Regions from separate parts of the Homo sapiens genome. Here regions 1 and 3 are each linked to region 2. Evidence: chromatin loops called from intact Hi-C (ENCODE). Cell type or tissue: Caco-2. All regions are shown on one strand.

What was found. A loop is a pair of places that touch in the nucleus more often than their neighbours do. Peaks named below come from ENCODE experiments on the same cell type or tissue, not always from the same donor. Only the 100,000 strongest peaks of a DNase experiment are listed, where the experiment ranks them.
Region 1: it touches region 2 in a loop (14-fold over the local background); 7 of 110 quality-filtered maps call a loop at or near these places.
Region 3: a loop joins it to region 2, with 11 times the contacts of the local background. A loop is called at or near these places in 2 of 110 quality-filtered maps.

What each region holds. Positions count from the first base shown.
Region 1 is chr10:82,373,109-82,381,108 of GRCh38, reverse strand. The region is part of intron 2 of NRG3 (neuregulin 3); the gene reads right to left. Among named protein-coding and RNA genes, the nearest start is that of NRG3-AS1, 140 kb to the right of the region's middle. In Caco-2, a CTCF peak has its summit at 3,224 (motif pointing right); no DNase peak of the experiment used is centred here.
Region 2 is chr10:82,218,072-82,226,071 of GRCh38, reverse strand. All of the region lies in intron 1 of NRG3 (neuregulin 3), which reads right to left. Among named protein-coding and RNA genes, the nearest start is that of NRG3-AS1, 11 kb to the left of the region's middle. In Caco-2, no CTCF peak of the experiment used is centred here; a DNase peak (open chromatin) is centred at 4,111.
Region 3 is chr10:82,965,219-82,973,218 of GRCh38, reverse strand. The region is part of intron 6 of NRG3 (neuregulin 3); the gene reads right to left. Among named protein-coding and RNA genes, the nearest start is that of LINC02650, 710 kb to the left of the region's middle. In Caco-2, a CTCF peak has its summit at 3,681; no DNase peak of the experiment used is centred here.

The DNA.
Region 1 (8,000 bases), 160 kb before region 2:
TGCTATTTATTATTTTACAATATTCCATTTTGTCTGCTTGCCTTTTAACTTTGTCTAACAGAAATCATACTGCATCTTCTTACAAATCTTGCTTTTTGCATTTAATATTATACCTCTGTGGTTCATCCATGTGGTTACCTGTAGGTATTAGCATTGCTGGATGGCATTCCATTGTATGAATGTAATCCGCTGCCATTCTACTATTAATGAAAATCTGGCTGTTTCCATTAGGGGTTATTACAAAATTTATTCTAGGAATTCTTGTCCATGTCTTCTGGAGTGTTAATATTAAGAATTTCTCTGGGAGAGGAAGTGATTAGTTACAGTGTAGGTACATGTGCAATGTGACTGGTGGTAATAACAAACTGTTTTCCAAAGTTGTTATACCAATGTACACTTCTACTAGAATCCCTCAAAAATATGTTTTTCCCGTCAAATAGGTATATGAAGATAATTTGTTTCAGTGTTAATCTGTACTCATTTCTATACTTTCCCATCTCTAATGACACCTTAACTAATTGAAATCTGCCATCTTACTACATAGTACAATTCAAATAGCTCTTATTTTTATCTCAATTGACTTCTTGCTAAATCCATGGGTATTTCTACTGGATTGCTGCGTTTGACATTGCTAATCACTCCTTCTTCTTAAAATACTCACTGCCTTTATCTTTCACAATGATGCTTTATATACAGTACTTAGCATGTTTCTGGGCAGATTATAGAATCTATACATACTGGTTAACTGGAACTTAATTACCTTTTTTGTGAATAAGTTCCAATAACTCAAGAGTAATACGTATTTTTAAAAGTTTTACTACAGCGTTAATTGCAAAAAAAATCTGATCTGCTTGTCTATAGAAAAATAGTTAGAAATAGTGTGTATTTTCATCCTTGGAATGCAACATAGTCATTTTAAGAAATGAGTTAGATCCCTGAAGCCATAAGTAAAAAGCTCCACATGTACACTGAGTAAAACATGTCTTTTTTTTAGACATAAAAAAAGAACTGAGGGTAAATATCCAACAAACTGTGGTTAAACCTTGGTGAGGAGGATTGAGGAATGGCAACAAAACTTTTGCTCTCCTATTTCACACAATTTAATATTGAATATTATAAAATTGCATTTGAGAATATTATAAAAGTAGTTGAATTTGTGGCTTTTTTGTTTTTCCTTTTTTTCTTTTTTTTTTTTTTTGGATTGTTCATTTTGTTGAATCTGCCTACCTTTCTTCAGGAAACCTTTTTTTTTATGCCCTACAAACATCACTGTTAAGGCTTCCATTCCACTTGAAGTTTTCTCCTACAATGTCAGAGACAGTTTATGCCAAACCACTGGTTTTATACTTCTGGCCCAGTTTACATTGAGCTTCAAATGTAATATACATATATACAAAGATACTAATGTCCAATTAGAACTTCACACTCAATATATTAAACCAGAGTCCTTCTTCCCCAAATTCTACATTTGAGTCAAAATATAAAATTTCATAAGAGTGAATATTTATTATACTCCATGTTTAAACACTTTATAGCCTATGCACCGCATATATCAATTCATTTAATCCTCATAATAGTCCAGTAAAGCAAGGATTGTTATTATCGCACCCATTTTACTGTGGATTATCTTTTTCAAATCTATCTAGTATTCTCTCTTTCAATTCTCGCTTCTTTAGATCATTGTCTCTGTTTCCTTTCCTTGGTCTAAAGATTTTCTCTAATTCATGTTCTTTTGAAATAGTGCTGCTCCTCTGTCATTATTTGGGCCTGTGAAGCTCATTTCCCCCCAAGCGTTGGCTAATTTTTCAGGCAATGAAAATGTAAAAGGGGCCATGGCTAGACTTCGTTAGACTTGCAGTCCTCCTACGGTGTTAGAGTGGAAATGGGATGAGCTTGAAGTGAGAGTCACAGGTGCCAGGAAGCCACAGTTAACCCCTCTCAACACTACCAAACCATTTCTTAGGTCCAGGCTTCATGTTCAATCTCCCAGGGGGAACATCCTGAGGAAGAAACACTCCTTTGGGTGCAGTCCATCACTTATCAGGATTTGGAGAAAGAAGGATGGGGAAATGGCTGCCTGCGCCCAATTAGCTCCCACCTGTGTCCCCTCTGCTCTCCATCCACGAATACTACTCAGATCTTCTAGTGCTCTTATCCTTATAGTCTGAGCCTCCCTAGTGTGAGTGATATAGCACACCAGGCCATAGAAGGAGAGAAGCAAGAGAAAATTCCATCAGCAGCCAGGCGCGGCGGCTCATGCCTGTAATCCCAGCACTTTGGGAGGCCGAGGTGGGTGGATCACCTGAGGTCTGGAGTTTGAGACCAGCCTGACCAATATGATGAAACCCCGTCTCTATAAAAAATACAAAAATTAGCCAGGTGTGGTGGCACACACCTGTAATCCCAGCTACTTGGGAGGCTGAGACAGGAGAATCGCTTGAACCCAGGAGGTGGAGGTTGCAGTGAGCCAAGATCGCACCACCGCACTCCAGCCTGGGCAACAGAGCAAAACTCTGTCAAAAAGAAAGAAAAGAAAAGAAAAAAGAGAAGAGAGTAGAAGAGAAGAGAGGGAGGGAGGAATGGAGGGAAGGAAGGAAGGAAAGAAGCAAAGAAAGAAAATTCCATCAACTCTTTCCCTAAGTTACAGGGATCCAGGCTTAAATCTACAACTTGGAGAACAACCCAGCTGCTTCTGCATTGCCACATGGTGAAAGTGAATCAGTCTTTGCTGGCTTAGAGCCAGAGCTCCAGAGCCCCATGAGCTGCCTCCTGCTCTAGGCTTCAAATCACACGTACTCCAAGTTCACAACAGTTCCTGTCTCCCACAGACGTATTTCACTGGAGTTTCTCAGAATGTTTTCCATGTCTTAATGCTTTCCCTCTGTAACTTTTCCAGGTTGATGTTGGGGAGTGTGGAGGAGGTTTAACATTTAGGTAGAAACTCCTCCAATTCATTCTCTCCCCTACAACTATTCAGATCTCCCTGAACAAGTAAGAAAAAACAAACGAAACAATCCTGTATAAATAATTTAAGAGAGTTCTAAAACCTCCACCTATCCTTAGTGACTGAAAGCTCAAGATTTCCCCTTCACTGGTTATCCAAATATTAGATTTGTTCTCACTTCCTAGCCCAAACGCCTAGTAAAAGAAATGATGGTCAAATTCTATCGGTTACACTACAGCAAGTTTTTACTGTAGCATTTGCCACAAGGTGGCACCAGTGACAGAAGTGGTAATCCTCCAAAAATCCCAATCCAACCTGATTTGTAAACGTTATTTGCAGAAATCCCAGCCTCCCAGGATTATACGACACACCCTCAAAAGCCCAAAGCAGGGAAGCCAGGAAAGCCTGATTCACTTTCACCATGTGACAATACAGACACACCATGACTGTTCTCTAGGTTTAGATTTAAGCCTGGGTCACCATCTGACTCCTTCCTGGTCTCCTAGTCATTTCCCCTTTGTGCTCTTGGTGTCCCTTCCTGCCATTGATCTCAATAAGGTCACTGCTCTTCTCAAACAAGTCCTGTTGGCTTTGAATTTGGAAGGACACGGTTTAGAGTCTTGGTCTCTACCCTCCCAGAACTTGAGTATTATGTTACGTTATCCCTTGTCGGGCAGGCTGATGAACTCACGCATGTGCGCTCGCGCACACACACACACACACACACACGCGCACACACACACATACACCTCTCTCTCTCTTTCTCTCAGATTACTTACCCTCATCCTGCAGGACCATGATGCATGTATGTCTCATATTTGCAAAGCTAAGAGGCTCTGGTGAAATCAAAGAATATTTACTGCGAGGCATCCTTGTTGTCCCTGCCTATACAGAGAATGAACTGGTAGCTTCTGAAGATGAAAATATATGACACATGCATAAAATGAGCAAGTTATTCGATCGCTTAATATTCTTTATTGGTTTCTCATTGCCTTTAAAGCATTCACTATTAAAGAAAAAAGTAAAATTTAAATTCACATTACAGCCAAATAAAGAATATAAAAAATATACATCAATCAAAGACATAAGCATTAAATAATAAGGAGGGGCAAGCTTACACATATTCAATCAGCAAATAGAAGCTTACCGAATGCAGGCAAGAGAGATTTGGGTTAAGAGTCATGAACATATTCATGTTCCTGGACCAAGTAATTTCACTCTTAGTATTCAATTCCAAAGAAGCAGTAGAAGATAAGTACTTCATCCATGTACAGATTGCAATGAAGCACCTAGCATAGGCTAGACAGAGAGCAGGTACTCAATGAATATGCATAGAAGGAAGAGGGAGAATGAAAAGAGTGAGGATGAGAAGGAAAAGGGAAAGATGATCAGAAAGCTTGTAAACATGCAGCCATGGAAAACCTTACTAAACATGGGTATGGTGACCAGCATGGTAACAGGTAACTTGAAGGTGACAATTATGGAGACCCATGTAGCCATGGGGAAATATGCCACAAGCGGTGTTAGTGGTAGCATTGGTGCTTGGGGAGCAGAATAAAAAGTCAGTCTGCTTCATAAGGACCACCTCTGGAAAATTCTGTGAGTGTGTAAAGGACCCCACCAGATAAATAGCATGATCTCTTGGCACAGTCGGTTTCACTCTACTGGTTATGGTAAAGTGAGGGTGAAATACCTATTTTGTATTCTACCATTGTGATAAATGTGTTCATAAATAAACGAAACCCAAAGTTTCAAGGACCTGGGAAGCCCCAGTGGAGGCCTGTGGCAGAAGAGTAGAGCAGGGATTCTCAACCAGGGCTACCCATGGAAATCACTTAGGCAGCTTTAAAAGACAAATGCCTTAGTCCCACTTACAGAGATCCAAATTTGTTTGCTCTGCATGTGTTCGGGCTATCTGAATGTTGAATCTGGCCAGTTCAACTCTGCAGCTAAAGTGGAAGAGCTCCGGTGTAAAGCCTTGCTAGATAAGGCCAGACGCACGTTCAGCGACACCCCTGGAACCCAGACCCTTGTTAGAAATGCAGAATTTCATCCCCACCCCAGACCTACTGAAACAGAATGGATTTTTAAAAGCTGCTCAGGTGAGTAGATAGCCAGTCTGTGAGGCACTGGCATGAAGGACTAACAGGTTTTCTGTGTGCCGTCTTTCCCCTGACAGTCACACCCTTCTTAATTTGGCATTTTATCTTTTGTGCTTCAACACATAGAACAGCTATGTTTTCTCAGGAAATACTTGCTGTTTCTGAAATGTCTCCACTTTTCTTTGATACAAATGTCATAAACGCATATACTGAAACAGATGAAATTGCGACGGATCACCCTGTTTCTTCACCTGAATTTAGAATTCGAGGAGACCTAGGAATTATGTTCAATCACGCCATTTCACAATGAAGAAATTAAGGTCCACTGGAGCTAAGATATTACCAAGGGTCACCCTGCTAGGAATCAGAAAAGCCGAGGTTTAGAACAGATTTCACTAATCAGAATCGTCCCTTTGAAAAGTCCATGTTCCATTGTAAAATTCACTTAGCGTTTTGGCGTTTTGTCATGTTTACACATTACAGCTTTCCTAGTTATAAAAAATATCAGTAATTTTTTTTTTTTTTTGAGATGGAGTCTCACTCTGTCGCCCAGGCTGGAGTGCGGTGGCACGATCTCAGCTCACTGCAAGCTCCGCCTCCCAGGTTCACGCCATTCTCCTGCCTCAGCCTCCCTGGTAGCTGGGACTACAGGCACCTGCCACCACGCCCGGTTAATTTTTTGTATTTTTAATAGAGACGGGGTTTTACCGTGTTAGCCAGGATGGTCTCCATCTCCTGACCTCGTGATCCGCCCGCCTCGGCCTCCCAAAGTGCTGGGATTACAGGCATGAGCCACCGCACCCAGCTAAAAATCAGTAATTTTTTAAAGCCTCGGGTGAGTTATCCTAGATGAACTTAAGTCCTGCAGAGGTGTGATGATTGGCAACCTCTAAGAAGTGCTTCTTCATCCATTTATCTGAATGCTGCAGAGAACATTTTTCCCCCAACTTAAAAGTTCTACTGTTTGGGAAAAATATCAGTTGTCCAGGCTAAACCTGTGAATAGCAAATGTGATCTATAAAATCCCCCTGTTATAATAGAAACCTGTGGAAACAGTTGGCTTTTAAAACCATCGTGGATGAGATGGGCATGGGATGAAGTTGTGTCGCAGGTGCCCAGAGATTCTTATTTGGTAGGTATGTGAACTAGCAGGGTAACTCATACAGATAAACAGACGTTTCCATAAGCTTCACAAACATGTTTACAAGGGTATGCAGGAAAGCTTGCTCTGGCATAATTGCTGGGCTGCACAGAGTTGGAGGGTGTGTGGTAGTGGCAGAATTACTAAAGGACCTCTAGGGTGGGAATAAGGGTCCTATTGTGAGCTGAGCAGCAAGGCTTAGTTCCTCACTGCTTCAAGTGCGGCTGTGGACCCACAGCACAGTCATCACTTGCGACCTTGTTGGAAACATAGAACCCCAGGCCCCACCCCAGACCTACCACTGTACCGTAATCTGCAGTTGATCCCCACAGGATTCATACACTCACTAGAGTTTGAGAAACACTAGTCTTATTCACTGTTTCCCAAATTGGTCTCAACAATGAATGCGTGATTATTGGGTCCCAGCTGATACCTAAATTAGAATCTTCAGAGGAAGATCTTGAGAATCTATATTTATAACCATGGCCTTTGGTGATTCTTATAATAAAGCAAATTTGACAAGATTGGAGGATCGAGAGCTTTAGAGTCAGGCAGAACTGAGACTGGCGATCAGACCTCCTACCTACTGGTGGGCGTCTTTGAGGAAGCGACCTTCCCTCTGGGAGTCTCCTTCTTGTCATGTATCAAATGTGGATACAACGTTTCTTTGCATATTTAACATGAACACAAGGTAGGCAATTATGAAGCAGTGTAGAAAGGGTGTAAGCTTTTGCCTTGGGCTTAGTAGGTTTGAAATAGAAGATTGATATTAACATTTCTGTCTCATTTTTAACACCTCAAATTTGTCGTCTAAAAAATGAGAGTGGTAGGTATTTAGCGTATTTTTCATTGATCCAGTTTATCTTTCCTGAGTAGGTGGTAGGTTCCGGAAGCACAGATGAACTCAAAGCCTAGTGGGAGATTCAGGTAGATGAACAAAAACATTATAATAGATACAGAGGTTTTGCTCACAAAGGAATCATTTCATACATCCAGATAATGTTTTGGTTAGCTTGTAGGGGGAAGAGATCAAAGCTACTATTTAATATCATTAAAATAATCACTATTTCTTTCACATATGCTAACCCAGGCAGAAAGGAAAGAGCTTTCTAGTGCACTGAAAATAAAACCTTGTCAAAGAAAATAAGGCTTCCATGTGATTTTGATTGTGACTATAAATTAGCACAGGAGAACACCCCAAACTGTGGCAAAATTATGACCTTATTTAAAGTAGATACTTTATCAGCTCATCTTTTCTGCCAATGCTTTCCAACCTCATGTTTTTCACTCTCCCTTGTCCTATTATTAGCCTCTATTTCATAACTGCTGCAGAATGTTTTTCCTCCAGCAGTGGAGCTACCCACTGATACACTAGCCTGAGCCTCAAAGCTGAAAGTTGAGAGTTCCTAATTGAATTTCTGCCCTTCAGGAGCACAGGGTCATTGGGATCCACCTGCTGTCAGAGGACTCCAGGGAGGCCAGGCTCTAAGCACACTGGCCTCTTGGCATTGCCTTTGTCTCTCCACATCCACATCTCCAAGCATCCCATCTGCCCCTAAGCCTGGGGTCTGTTTGTTTAATGGTCTACAGCTGAATTAATAACTCCTTTCTCTGACGTTAGCTATAACTGTATTTTGGATTTGTTTAAATCAGAAAGCAGTATTTGAGAAACTAGAAAGCTATCCTGTTTTAGGAATTCTTACAAACTTTCTTTCTCTGATCTCTGCTGTATGCATGTGTTGCTATATGTGCCAATATGGTAACCTGCTGCCTGACCCATAACAAGGTACATCCTTTACAGTTACCTTACTTT
Region 2 (8,000 bases):
GGGTAAAATGTAAGAAAATTAGAAATAGTATTGTTTTTGGAGATACTAAAATGGCCCTATTTTAAGTGGAACAAACAACAATAAAAAAGTAATACAAGTCTCGACAAGAAAATTAATAACGTAGAAGAAACGGGTATGGAGAGAGCTTACTAAATGACATTATGACAGAAATATGCCACGTGATCTTAATATACTTCAACAAAACACTAAAGTAGAATTAAAACACAAATAACACTAAATAAACTATATACAAACTTTCTCTCAAATATTCCACTGTAAATATTCCTTGGTGATTTTATTTTAACAAGTGAAAATGCAGGAAGGGGATTCCAAACCTGAGGAATATCCTAAGACCTTACTCAATGCCTTGCACATAGTTAATTACATCTGTGTGGGACATGAGTTATCTCTTTCTCATAATCACACTGATAATTACTCTGAGTTTAATTATTTGTACTAGATGTTTGTGTGTGAGGATGTTCGCTTGTGTATATGTTCATCTAGTGCTTTTGTGTTACTCATGTTTTCTTGTTCATACTGTTGTAGGGTAACATGCCCTTCATTCAGAACCAAACCTGTGCCCTGGCTTGGTATATTTCCTCCACCTGCTGAGCATCCTCTCACCCTCTACTTTTACCTGGAAGAAAGAAGACAATAATATCTACCAATCAAGGTGCTATGTGCATGAGAAATAATTTATACTTAGAGTCTATCCTATTATATGTCAGTGTCTAATTAATGTAGCTTCTAGTGGTAATAACAGAAAAAGTAGCATATGTTTTTTAAAGAAACGATATTCTTTCCTTGCAAATGATATTCAACTGATTTTAGGTGTTAATACCGTAGTTAGAACTTGTAATTTTTTAACATGCATCTCTTTTGTCTTCTATTTCCCCACATTAGCATTTAATGTATCATTTTTACTTATCTTTTGTGGTCTTAATCATAATCCTACATAATTGCATTTTTTTCTTCCTAGTAAACACATTTGAAACAACAATTTTCCTGCAAGTTCATTTTTAAAAGTATACTGAATATTGTGAGGTCTGGTGATTTTATTTTTAATATTCTTTTCCTTAATATTTAATAATTTTACTATTAAAATAATAAATAATTGTAGCAGCAATGGTAAAGTGAGCTATGTTCATATTATTCTTGTTTGTTTTAGAAAGTCTCATATTTCTACATTAAAGGTAATGCTTGTTGAAACATTTAATTTTTCCCCTGTGAAAAAAGAAACCCTCTTTCCTATGATTTTTACTGTGCTTATGATGAATAGCTATTGAATTTTTATCAGATACTTTTTTGGCAATTGAGATAATTATATAGATTTGAACAATGTTTTATTTTGATGTGTTCTGTTAAGTTAGTAATTTTCCTGGTGTGGTATCACTTCAGCCTTCTAGGGTTAAGTCATGTAGATTTCAATGCATAAGGCTTTTCATGTCTTGCATCATATTTGCTAATATTATGGATGTTTCCATTTGTTTGCTTATTCAACCAAATAATTAGTAAGCAAGGACTTACTTAAAAGAATTGTGCTGGGTTTGTCAGAAGTTCAAAGATGAATACAAGAGTCACTATCGTCAGGTCACTTAGTTTATTTGAGGGGCAGACATGAACACAGCTATACTACTAGTCATTCTGCTTTCTGCATTCTAAAAGTGCTTTTTTATTCATAAAATGATATGTATTTACTTTTTATGTTCTAGATGCTGTACCTGAAGCAGAAGATAACCTGGCAAAGAAAAGAGTATAGTGCTGCCTTCAGGGAACTCCTAGTCTAGGGGAAGACAGCCAATAATCACATAACTGCTCTAATCAAATATTTCACCAAAATAAAGTATTAGCCACCTCCTAGAATCCAGGCTCTGTTGTAAGTGCTGAGGATACGGCAATGAACATAAATGCCTAAACTCTGCAGTGTTGGTGCTCACATTCTTGTAAATAAATACACAATTGTCCCTGCATGGAGGCCAGGCACTCTAGAATATTAGGGGACCTTGTTCTCACATGGTGGCATCCCTGGATAGATGACACAACTGGCTTTTCTGATGCTGTTTCATACTTTGGCCCAGAATCCGGCAACATTTTCTGTCATGATAAGACAGAGGTTATGTAGAAAAGGAAACAGACTCACTTTGTATCTCTTACAGGTTGTGATCTGGCCAAAAAATAATAGCTGTGCCTATAGCCCTAAGGTGCTGCTTTCTGGAAGCGCCAGAATTCTGGTTCCTTTTCCTTGGTATTCCTGCCCTCCTGCTAGTTGACTACATTTATAAGAGAAAAGAATACCAAGAAATTAGGCAGAACACGTGGAGTGTGTGTCTGTGAAGTGTGTGCCTGTATATGTTAGTGGGGCATCCAGAAGAACGTGGGTGGTGTGTATGTGTGTGTGTGTGTGTGTGTGTGTGTGTGTGTGTGTGTGTTTGGGGTGGTTGCTGGAATATTACTACACTGCATTCTGAGTGCACAAAGGCAGCAAAAACCCTAGTAGTATATTTAGGAGGAAATCAATTTTTTCCATTGTTCAAAATGTCCAGTTCTGATTCTCTCCAACTGAGTTGATAGGCCAGGGGGAAAAGCGGCCAAGGTGAAGCAGAAGTGAGTTAGTAAATACCCACCAGGAATAGCAATTGGCCTGCAGTTGTAGAAAAGCTTCTTCCAAATACAGATCTAGGGTGCAGACTATTACCTATATGAACAGACAGCCTGTCTTGTGATATGTTTTTTTGAGAAATTAAGTACTCTGATACATTCAAAGTAACACACACACCCTGAGATTATCTCAGCTTTATCCATGTTCTAGACCCTTGGTTGGCTCTCCGGCATTCCAGCTGCAGCTGCTGGGGCTGGCTGCAGGCACGTCTGACTGTTCTCCCCTTTGGAGTAGACAGGGTTGTTCTGGCTGTCCCATGCATTGCCTTTCAATAAAGAATCTACACTGAAAGAATTGTTTCGGGTTCTGTTTCCTAGTGAATTGCTAACTGAAGAAATCCTGAGAGGAAATACTTAAGTTTCTCAAAAAGAAGATTTTCTGCTAATCTACTGCAGGATCCAGAAGAAAATTTCAATTTTGTTACAATTCAAAAGCAACATGACTTCCATACAAATGCAAAAATAACATGTTTCTATACAAGCTAGCCAAAAGCAAAATGAAGAGAACAGGACAGGAAAATAAAGCCACATATTAGGATGTAAAAAGTATATGTGACATACAGAAAATTACCACGGAAAATCATACTAGAAATCCACATTGGGGCACTGAAGAGCCAGATTGATGCCAACAATTTGGAAGACCAACTTAAGTCTACCTAGAATTCAGAAGAAAAGAACAAAGAAACAAAAATAGGGAAAACACGGTGGATACAGAGAACAGAAAATAAAGAGCTTGCAGGGATGACTTGTTATTCTTAAAAGGAGAACCCAAACAATTCAAGAGATGTTATAAGAGAAAATGTTCTTGATCTGAAGGTAGTAATTGGTTTTAGAAATGCCCTACAGGAGGCAAACACACCCAGGGACTTGGCCTAATTTGGCCTCTGGCAATGTCTCAAGAGCAGAAACCCAGGGGTCTAATCAACTGGGTCTAGAAACATAACCTTGGTACATCCTTTGTGTCCTTCAGACAGGCAGAACTGTCTGTCCCATATGGAATACTTGTCTAAATCGCTCATCCAACTTATGCTCCTTGTTTCCAACATACCTTACACTTCTCCTGAGTTCTCATCACAATCGGCGTTAACTCCTGATTTATTTAAGAAATTGTTCTATTCTATTACTCACACTAGATTATAAGCTCCATGAATGAAGAGCCTGTTTACCACTCCATCACCAGATAATATTGAAGTTTAGGGCAAAAACTTAAAACAAAAGAAATTTGTTTTATATTGATAAAGGTAAAATACCATAAGGTATTACTTGACATAAAATGTAATGGGCTGAATAACATGACATGATTTATGTGACACAAATGTAAGGCCCTTCCACTATAGGCCAAACATCTATAACAAAGGGACACAGAAAAAGGTAACACTTACAAGAAGAAAGGGTGAGCAATGTCATGTCAGGCAACTGCAAGCAGAAGAAAGCAGGGTGTAGTAGGCCACCTGGAGGATTTGGGAGTAGGTTACCACTGGATGGGAGTGGTTAGTTTGGAAGTGTCCGTCCCGAGGGAGAATGTATTTGTGTTTCTCTTCCTATCTAACTAGAAGCAAGGAAACTTCAGGATGGCTTCAGTGACAACTCTTGGCAACTCAATAAAAGAGCTGGCTCTTTTCCTGGACATAAGGACCATGACAGTCCTGAGTCTCAGGCAGAAGAGATCATTCATCAGAGCCTGTGGTTTGGTTAAAGATTCTATAGCACCTACATGAAATCACTTGTTTTATTTTCTCTTTTTCTTCTGTCCCTGTTATTTCCTTTTGTTTTTAATACAGACTGCTTAACTTTTTCTCTTTGTAACCCTGTTGTGCATTAGGTTTGATTTTTTTCTGCTTTGATGAGCATTATGTGGAATCATCTCTCAATTTCTACCTGCCTGCATCTAATACTAAGGAAACGAGTCCTGGCAGGTTTTGTAGAGTCATAAACTGCATGGTCAGAGGAATTGATTGAAGCCAGTTGGGCACTAGGATCAAAAAGCTGCATTATGGAGGGGGGCTGGAAGGCTGTTCATTAATGATGCTATCTGAAAAATGTTGAAACATAAAGAAGACAGCAAAGTCTGAGAGAATATATAAGACACAAATTTGGAATGACTGCTTTTGACTTTTACATTTTGTGGCCTGTTTTTTTTTTTTCCTCTTTCTCTGTCTTGCCAATTTTTTTTTTTGGCAGTGAGTGAAACTCAAATTAAAATATATGTCTAGAAAAAAATCCTCAGTTCCAAATCAAGCCTACTCCACAATCAAAAACTCTAATTATTTTATAGATATTAAAGGTGTTGCAGGAAGCACAAGTCTGAGACCAGAATACCTACTTAGGACTTCCTTCCTAGCCTACTTATTTTTAAACCACCATTTCTGAAAAAGCATTGATTAAATATATTCCTAATGATCCTGAACAACTGTTGTTTTATTTTTTGAGACAATAGTGTCTTCTTCTGTCACCCAGGCTGGCATGTGATGGTATGATCATAGCTCACTGCAGCATCCAACTCCTGGGCTCAAGCAATCCTCTGAAGCAGCTGGAACTGCAAGCACAAGTCATCATTCCTGACTAATTTTTAAATATTTTTTTGTAGAGATAGGATTTCACTATGTTGTCCAGGCTTGTGTTGTAAGCCTCTTGCCTCTGTCTCCCTAGTAGCTAGGACTACAGGCTATGATGCTCAGCTATAACTGTAATTTTAAAACTAGTATCAAAACTCAAAATGAAATTTGGTAATCAAAAATAGTTATATGGCATGTACAAAGCATGTGGTATTGAGAAACAGGTGTGATATTTTGGAGTTTTTTGCAAGGTATGGAAGCATATTTCTAATAAAAGCCCTCCAGATTCTCCTCAATGTCCACCCTCAGCTAAATGCCTGCCCCCAAACCTCAAGAAAAATCTCCCAGATCTTCTTCCTGTAGGATCCCCCTAACACAATACACTTGATTTCAATTTCATCCCATACATAACAAAGTGAAGGTTTCCTGAAGCTGTTTTTCACTCTAGGCTCACAGACACAAGAAATCCACTCCTTTCACTCCTGTCCCCAGCTGGAATCCATGTGCTTGGATTTGAGTTGGCCTTCCTAAGACCTTTTAGTTGCTATATCCCTGAAAATATGGTCTGTATTGTTAGGTGCCTTAATTATATATTTGTCTATTTGTTCTGAGCAAGGAAAGAGTATTCAAAGGCCCTCAGCAGATAAACACACACACACACACACACACACAGTAAAGATACATGCCCACATGATTGAAGAATCATAATATCTTCCCACTCTTGGTTTTTCTCCTATCTTGACAGCAAAATGATTATCTCACTTTAATTTGCATTATTTGTTGTTTTGTTGTCTATTTTTCTCTACTCACGTCTTCTGGTTGACTTTGGTATTTGTGATTTTCTTGCAGTGATCTGTATCAGTATATGTGTGTGTGTATACATATATATCTTTACTTATTATTTACTCTCGTAAAGTTGTGTGTATGTATATCTTATTGTGTTTCTAAGTTTTTCTCCCTGTATCGTGATACTGTATTATTCCCTTTTTCAATGGATTTGCAGCATTGAGGTGAAATTTGCCAGGAAATACATTTTTATTCACGTAGAACTATTAAAAGGAAAGTCATTTTAATGCATTGGACTATTGTGTACCTACGAATAATAAGACTATTGAGAATCTAGAACTAATTTGCCAGGATACACTATTTGGCGAGATAAGGCATCTAGAAAAATGAAAGAAATAGAATTAACAAATATTAATTCCAATTAACTAATATTAAGACAAGTGAGGTTCTAGAACTAATTTGCTATGATACACTATTTGGCCAGATAAAGCATCTAGAGAAACTGAAGAAATAGAATTAACAAATATATATTGAGGGCCCAAAAAATAATCATGCAAGAAGAAACACAAAATCAGGTCACAAAGTACTAAAGGTTAATGGACATTTATGTAGATGTAGCTTGCAAGTGGATCTTAAAATAGATTCATCTTTCCCAAGAGTAGTTTGATAATTTTTACAGTCTGGACCAGCGAATCTCGAGTTTGGATGACTACGCCCCCCAGAAGACATCTGACAATGTCTGAAGATATTTTTTATTGCCAAAAAATTTTTTTGAGGGGTCACATAGCTACCAGCATCTAGTATGTAGAGGCTAGAGAAGCTGCAATGCCAGGGCGGCCCACACCCAAACAAAACAATATTTAACCTAAAAATTTAATAATGTTAAGGTTGAGAAACCCTTTTTAGATTGACATATATATACTAAGAACAAATGTGTTACTGATGGCTAAAGATGAAATATTATTTGATATAGCACACTTAATATATGCACAGGACAATGTTTCTGTTTTTCTCACAATCCCAAACGTTTCTTTGATCATTTTAAGAAGCACTTAGTGAAAGAATTCTAATAATGGACAAACTCAGATATTCAGATTTAATAGGTTTTTTAAGTATCCCATAGATTGGTCTCCTTTCTTAGCCATTCTCTGCAATGCAAGCCCAACTCCTTGACTTCCCTAGATGCAATCAGCTCATCTATCCTTCGTCTAACTCTCCATTTCTAGCCCTTACTTTGAATCCAAATGTCCATAAGGTGAAATCTCAGGAAACACTTTTATTAAGGTCAGATTAATAGCAACAAATAGACAAGATCATGGGAGGTGGTAATTAAGCTAGGAGATGGCTTTCTAGCTTTGGGAAGAGAGGAAAAGCAGAGACAGAAGAAGAAAGATATGTGGGGAGATCATGAAAATCCCACCCTGAGCAGAGGGCTCAGGCAGAGAAAGGGGGTGAGAAAAACCCACAGGCTGGAAGTTCTGGGCTGTACAGTGTCTTGAATGAGAGTAGCAAAGGAGAGTTCTGAGTTCAAAGATGCATACCTCTGTAAGAAGGGGATATGTTATAGACGCTGTATTTTCCACAGTCTCAGGGCAACACAGAGTGTGTCCTCCATGGCTGAACAGAACTGAATCCCAACAGTCCCTGCCAATGTAGTATATAAGATTACAGAGTCTTGTATATTGGCTAACAAACACATTTTAACCTTTAGTTCCCTGTGAGAACCTTGGACTGAATCTTTGCGGTGAATTTTAATGCAGCTGGTGAAAAGAATAAATTAGGAAAATATTAGTATCAGGAAGACTAATCACGTAATATTATGCTGTTAATTTGTATGGGACATAACCTAAATTCTTATATAAAATAGCCTTATTTCGTTATTATTAATGACTTCATCATATTTACCTTCCTATTTGCATGGAATAGAATAGGTGATATCTCACATGTAGATTAAACACAGGATCGACTCATTCATACCTATTGGTTTTAGTTCATCAATAT
Region 3 (8,000 bases), 750 kb before region 2:
CTATAATAGCTTATAAGATATAGAAGCCTAAAGAAGGCTTATGTAGATGACAACTTCAGAAAAATTTTACCCCAAAAGAAATATCACATGGCATCTCAAGAGCCAATAAGTTGTCAACTTTAACACTCCCTGCACACTGGGCGCTGGAACAGGTGGCAAAAGGTAGAAGAGTTCTCTTCTAGAAACTCCAGGTGAAGACTTTCTTTAGAAATAGAAGTTTAAGGATGCTAATCAAAATAAAAGAGAGTTTTGAATCTGGATATTCAGTACCCAATGTGTCAAGCTACAGATTTTAAGTGTTAACCTGAGTAACTGTAAAACTCTAAAACTCAGTATACCTTTTTTTTTCTCATTTCAAAAGCAAAGAAGCCAGTATTAGAAGCACTGATAAAAAAAATCAAGTTAATCAACCTTTTTGAATCTCACATCTATATGGTGAGATAATAAAATCTCTCTTATAGGGTTGTTGAAAAAATTCACAGACAATACTTAATGCACTTGATCCAGGTAAAAAGAAGGTAGATACAATAATTAAGATGATACTCTAAGATGTTTCCTAGCCTTTTAGAAATGTTATCTCTGAACTATAAAAAACTAAAGATAAATTCCACCCTAAGTACCATTTCTAATCAATTGGTAGTGGCTGCTTGTAGTCTTATATTTACATAGATTCTAAAGATGACTTATGAAGTAAGAAATGGAGAAAGAAATAGTTCTAACCGAAGAAAAATGAATCCAGGAGGAAGGAGTGGAAGATATTTTATTGTAAGCTCTTTCTTAAAATGTCGGCTTTAAAATTAATGCTTGAAAGTAAAGTCCAAAGAATTTCAACATGGCTGGAAGATATTGATAAGAAAAAGAACATAAAAAGAGAGAAGAATGAACATTTAAAAACAAAAAATCCTAGCTGGGATTGTTGAGAATAAAGACAATGTAATATATGCATGCTGATTAATTTTAGACACTGATGAACAAAATATATATATTTAAGTATTAGAAATTAGACAGCACTAGAATATAAGAATTGTGTAATATACAATACATGAAAAAACTAAACTAATATTAATTCAACAAAAATTAATAAGGGGGTTTGTAACAAGAGAGCATGGTAAATTGGAAATAAATGTGACAGGAATAAGTGTGAAACTATCAGTGATGATAAAAACTGTGGATGGTTAGATTTAACTATTAAAAGACAGATTCATACACTGAATATCTGGTCTTCTATGTTCTGAAAGAGCTAATTTAAAAACAACAGAGAAAAAAGTCGACAGAATTGGTAAAGATATACCCTGCAATGTACAGGTGAAAAAGCTTTTAACAGTAATAATTTCAAATAAAATATAATTATGTATAAAATGCATTTTAAAAGGAAGAAAGATGGATATTTCATATTCATAGAATGAGCAATCTACCAAGTGATAAATATTCATAAATTTTTATCTACCTAACAACAAAGCTTCACTATGAAAGGCTTTCTCAGGCTAGGCACGGTGGCTCACGACTGTAATCCCAGAATTTTGGGAAGCTGAGGCAGGCAGATCACCTGAGGTCAGAAGTTTGAGACCAGCCTGGCAAACATGGTGAAACCCTGTCTCTACTAAAAGTACAAAAATTAGCTGGGCATGGTGGCATGCGCCTGTAATCCCAGCTACTCAGGAGGCTGAGGCAGGAGAATAGCTTGAACCCGGGAGATTGAGGTTGCAGTGAGCCGAGATGGTGCCACTGTACTCCAGCCTGGGTAAGAGAGTAAAACTCTGTATCAAAAAAAAAAAAAAAAAAGAACGGCTTTCTCAACTAGTCACGAAAATTATAAACCATTAACATTGTCATAACTTAATTACCTATGAATTGTGGCAAGGAACATAACTATGGATAACAGTAAAGTATAATTTTAGTTCAATTTATATTTTTAGATTTTGATAAAGAGAAGTGATATAGTTTGGATATTTGTCCCCTTTGAATCTCGTGTTGAAATTTCATCCCCAATTTTGGAGATGAGGCCTGGTGGGAGGTGTCTGGGTCATGGGGGTTGATTCTTCATGAATGGTTTGTATCCTCCCTGCAGTAATGAGTGAGTTCTCATTCTATTAATTCATGGAAGAACTAGTTATTTAAAAGAGCATGGCACCCTTCGCCTTTCTCTTTTTTCTCTCTCACCATGTGACACCTGCTCCCCTTTCCCTTCCGCCATGAGCAGAAGCCTCCTGAAATGCTCACCAGAAGCAGATGTTGGCACCATGCTTCTTGTACAGCCTACAGAACTGTGAGCCAAATAAACCTCTTTATAAATTAACCAGCCTCAGCATTGCTTTATAACAAGGCAAACAGACTAACACAAGAAGATATGAATGAACTCTTTGGATAATGGAAATACATTCAAAAACCTTTATAAAACTATATGGGAGATGTATTCCTAACCTTATGGGAGAAAGACATTTGTTACCAGGACAAAACACCTAGAGACCATAAAGAAAAAAATATGTAAAATTTGATTTACTACTAATTTAAATGTCTTAAGTAACAAAAATGATTATTAGTAAATCAAAATATAAGTAAAAGCCTGGGGAAACATAGGCTATTCTTATGTTAAAGACTATTCTTAAGATATAAAGGCAGAAATCAACTGGAAAAAAATGAAAGGCAACAGGTGAACAAGAATTTCACAGAAAAATAAAGACAGGCAACATACATATGGCAAAGAGTGCAACTGCACTCATTATAAAGAGGTGGTAATCAGAATAGAGGAAATTAAGCTAAGTGCAGTGGTGCACAGCTGTAGTCCCAGCTACTTGGGAAGTGGAGGTGGGAGGGTCATTTGAGCCCAGGAGTTAGAGACTGTAGTGTGCTATGTGATTAGCTATTGCACTCCAGGCTGGGCAACATAACAAGACTCTGCCTTTAAAATAAATAGAGAAATTTAAATTTCAAGAATATCTGATAAAGGAAAAGGCCCTGGAAAAGTAGCCGTGGTGCTAACTTGAAGAGCAAATTGACAATATGTTTCAAAATTTTAGATATACATACTCTTTGATCCAAAATATTACTTTTAGAATTTCTATCATGCAAATTTCCATAATTGCAAAAGTTCAAAATAATAATTTCCAGGGTACATCAGCAGCACAATTGTCCATAACGAAACGGAAATAAACACAAAAGTGAAAAAAACTCAAAACAATAGAAATGTCCATAAATGAATACTACACAGCCATTGAAAAGAATAAAAGGCGCAAAAGCGTATGCATATAAATCCATTTGTGTAAATAAGGAAGGTGCAATTAATAGATATAAATAGATTGTGTATATATTTATGTTTATATACACATAATTAGCCTGGTGTTTATATATATACAGATTTTGTATGTACATATATTTTTCTGTGTGCATTTGCATGTGTGTGTTTCTCACGCAATTACTTAGGAGGCAGATTTTTAAGTTAAAAGAAATTATTAACTATCTAATTAGGTGTTATGCTTGGGAAAAAGTATATCCATGAGTATAAGCTATGGAGACTAGGGAACATATCAAGGTTTTGCAGCTTTAAGTTCAAAAGCTCCAATTAAATGTTTTATTTTCAATAACTTCCAAAACAAGCCACATAGTGGCAGTAATGACCATGTCTTGAACCAGAATCCGAATTTTTCACAGTGGACCTATAAAGGCTGGTCAGTCTTTTTGCAAAATGGAGGAAAATGACAGAGAACAAAGAGAAGGTACAGAGATAATTTGGAAAAGGTGATTGTTTTCAACAACCTCAAATAACAAAGATCCAATACATAATGGAAATACCTCTATGTGTGCTTCATTATTGATTGTGTATTGCAAAGTACCCATGGAAAAAGTCAGATGAATGGACATGTTTATTAAAGTGCGATGATATCCTGAATATCTGTCTGACTTTCAGGTCTATAAAAGACATATGAGGGATATAAAAGACATATCTTTTTTTATCTAATAAACTGGTTTACAAGAAAAACCTAGGTGCCTAGAAGGCCCAGCTACAAAAACAAGTGAGATGCTCTGGGCAAATCCATGACAAACTGAAGAAAGCAAGTATGTTCAGCAACTGCAGAGAGCTGTGATATGGTTTGGCTGTGTCCCCACCCAAATTGCATCTTGAATTGTAGCTCCCATAACTCCCACGTGTTGTGGGAGGGACCTGGTGGGAGATAATTGAATCATGGCGGCAGTTTCCTCCATACTGTTCTCATGGTAGTGAATAAGTCTCATGAGATCTGATAGTTTTATAAGGGAAAACCTTTCACTTGGCTCTCTCTTCTCTTGTGTCTGCTGCCACGTAAGACGTGCTTTCCACCTTCCACCATGATTATGAGGCCTCACCAGCCATATGAAACTGTGAGTCCATTAAACCTCTTTTTCTTCATAAATCATCCAGTCTTGGGTAGGTCTTTATCAGCGTGTGAAAATGGACTAATACGGGCTGCCAGGGGACAATATCAGCCAACTATTTCTGGAGCATGCAGATCTTTTAGAGAAACTGCCAAATCACTAAAAGTCAGTAATTCCCTTCCTCCCTCCCTGCCTCCCTCCCTCCCTGCCTCCCTTCCTCCCTTCCTTCCTTGTCAAAAAGCCTAATTCATCTTTTGTACCATTAGTTCATAGTCTCTGCTTAGAATCTGAGAGATAGAGGGCCTTGTCCAAAATTCCGGATAACACTCATAAACAGAATTAACCTCTTAACCTGTTCTGTTTATTCATAGTGTTCATGATAGATATTTCCTAAATCTGTTATTTCATATGTTTGAATTATTGCGATATTAAACAGTTGTTTTTATTTGTATTATTTTGGTCCATTAATATAAATGTGTTTCCAGAATTTATTATTTTAGAACTTTTTTTCTTTCTCTCACAGCATTTTGTTTCAGTGACTACTTGTACCTGAAATTCAAGTTTAAATTGCTGGTATTCCTATCCGGAGGTTGCTTGAAACTTGTGGAAGCATGATAAGAGTCTAATAATTTGACCAACTTCCAAATTATATTCCATACATTTTTGTTGAACATGAATTCAGATAGCTTCTGTGGTTTCAGTTTTGACAAGCTAAGAGTTTGGAAGTCGCTATTCCTGTCCTAGCAATAAGAAAAATAAATGAACAAACTGAAAATGTCTTCTTGTATTCATTGGATAATTGAGGTTGAAGGGCACACTGCCACCTTAAATCTGGAGAAACAGGTGAATACAGAGAATAATGGCTAAGATCAGCTTTTCTGCAACTGAATCTGCTGGAACCATAAATTGGTAGGAATGTTTAAGAAGTAATTTGGACAAGTTGCTGGAATCTGTATGGGCACTAGAACGAGAGTTGGGGTCTGTAGTCTTAGGCAGAATGCCGATACTTCCATGGGTTTGACCTCCAGGAACCACACCAGGTTCTCACAGCAAAGAACCCCAACAGCAACAAAAAAAATCATCTAATGTCTCTGCCAGTGGAAGGGGAAAAGTAACTATTTTGAAATGCACACAGAGCATTCTCAATAACAATTGCCTACTCCTGTAGTAAAAATATTTTACCAGAGCCTTATCTCACCAGAAAGAAGGCACTTCCCCAATTCCTGCTCCCTGTAGCCTTTCCGTCTCACGTAAGAGAGGAAAAAAAGTGAAGAAACACTTCTGAAGGTCACAAGTGTTCAGCAGACTAAAGGCAAAACTACCGCCCAAATGCACCGCCTAGCCATTAAAGTTGAACAGTGCAAAGGTATGGTATAACCATTGTGAGAATGCTTTATGTGTATTCTGTCACTGAAAAAATAAGTAAATGAATAATAGACAGTGGGAAGGAGGTTTTTCACTGTTGGAGTGGAAATTTATAAATAAGCAACGGGAGGAGGGTAGAATTATTGATGTAGTTATGGATTAGATTTGGGGGTAGACATCAATGTAGACACATGTTTAGCAGAATACAGATACAGATGCTTACATAGAAAAATTTAGATATGTGTTAGTCTATATGCAACCTTCAATATATAAATATATCTTTTAATATATGTATTATTTAAATATGTCTTAAGTAGACATATTTAATATATCTATTATTTAAAAATATACATATATATATATATAAAATCTTTGATCTGTCTGTTGAGAAGGCCAAGAAAAGACATCCCTGTAGCAACAATAACATACACACCTAGCTTCCAAATCTCAGTCTCCAATGAAATTCTGCAAAGAAAGAAACTAGCTATTTCCATGGAGAAATGGCTGATTCTAGAACCAAGGCAGAAAATGTACAACATAAGCAAGGAGTGTCTTGTAGTGCTCAACAACAAAAAAAAACCCTGAAAACTTACAGTGAATTGATACATAATGTTAAAATGACATAAGCCAGCTGAAAGACCTATCAATGGCCAAAGCCAGAAAAAACTGATGAGAACGTAACATAGTATTTACTACTTAGATTACAAATCAAAGTATAAAATAGTATCCATGAGTTTATTTATACTGATAAAAATATATGATGGAATAAATAAGTAAATGGGAGAGAAGAGACAACCCCTTTGTGATAGAATCCCAAATAACTTATGTAGATACTTAACCATAAGGAAAGAAGACCGTAACTCCCCACTCCTTAAGAGTGGGCTATGCATAATCACTTCCTTCCAAAGAGTATTCTATGCAAAAGGAGAGAGAAGAAAAGGGTAACTTTACAGTGGAGAAGCTTGGCAAATATTACCTCAGACAGATGATAAGGTAAACTTCAATAATAATAAATCATATTGTAGCGTGTATCTTGATATGACATAATAAAAATGGCACTTTAAAAATTTCTACAGAAAACCAGTAAACCCCATGTAATCATAAGAAAAGAATCAAATTCCAATAAAGGGGCATCCTCCAAAATTCTTTACCAGTACTGATCAAAACTGTCATGGTCATCATAAAAAGAAAAAATCAACAAACTGTCACAGGTAAGGGGAACCTAAGGAGACATGAATATTAGATGTAATGCGGTACCTGGGATTAGAACACAGGCAGCAATCAGGTGAACACTCAAAAAATCAGAATAAACAATAGCAATTGTGAGAATGCCAACATGTGGGATTTTATGGATAATAATGCATTCTTATTAGTTTGTTAGTTTCAGAATTGTGCCCTACTAATATACAAGGTTAATAATAGGGGAAACTGAATACAGAGTATAGAAACTTGCTGTGGTATCCTCTCAACTTTTCTGTAAATTGAAAGCTATCCTAAAATATCAGATCTGCTTAAGAAAATAGAAAATAACATAAATGATTAAAAAAGTACACATCGAAATAAACAAAAAGAATTGAGAGACTAAAGGCAGAATTCAGTCTTCCCTTAATTGCTTGAGTAGCTCAGGTGTAGGCCCTCAAGATGCATACTCCACTCAGCAAAACAGTTCACCTATACCAACCCTCCTGGAAAGTTAGCCTGACTGACCATGATCATAGCTTTTGGACATTTTATGCTCTGTGCTAATATATATATATATAAAGAGAGAGAGACAGAGTCTTACTCTGTTGCCCAGGCTGGAGTGCAGTGTCTTGATCTCGGCTCACTGCAACCTCGGCCTCCTAGGTTCAAGCAATTCTCATGTGTCAGCCTCCTGAGTAGGTGGGATTACAGGCGCCCACCACCACGCCCGGCTAATTTTTGGATTTTTAGTAGGGTCAAGGTTTCACCATGTTGGGCAGGCTGGTCTCAAACTCTTGACTTCAAGTGGTCCATCTGCCTTTGCCTTCCAAAGTGCTGGGATCATACGTGTGAACCACAGTGCCCAGCCCAAAAATATTTATTTTGTTTCCATCCAAATGCATGCAGTTCTATCTCCGAGACAAGCTAAGGTCTGGACAAACTTATTCTTAAGATTGTATCTTCAGTGAAATTTAAGTGCTCAGATTAGCTGCCTGTCTGGATCTCCCTATTAGCATCCTCTACAATGTTACAAAGCCTGGCAGTTGATTCTATGTTATTTCCTTGACACAGATCCTGACTTTATTGTGTGCACATGGTTAAGA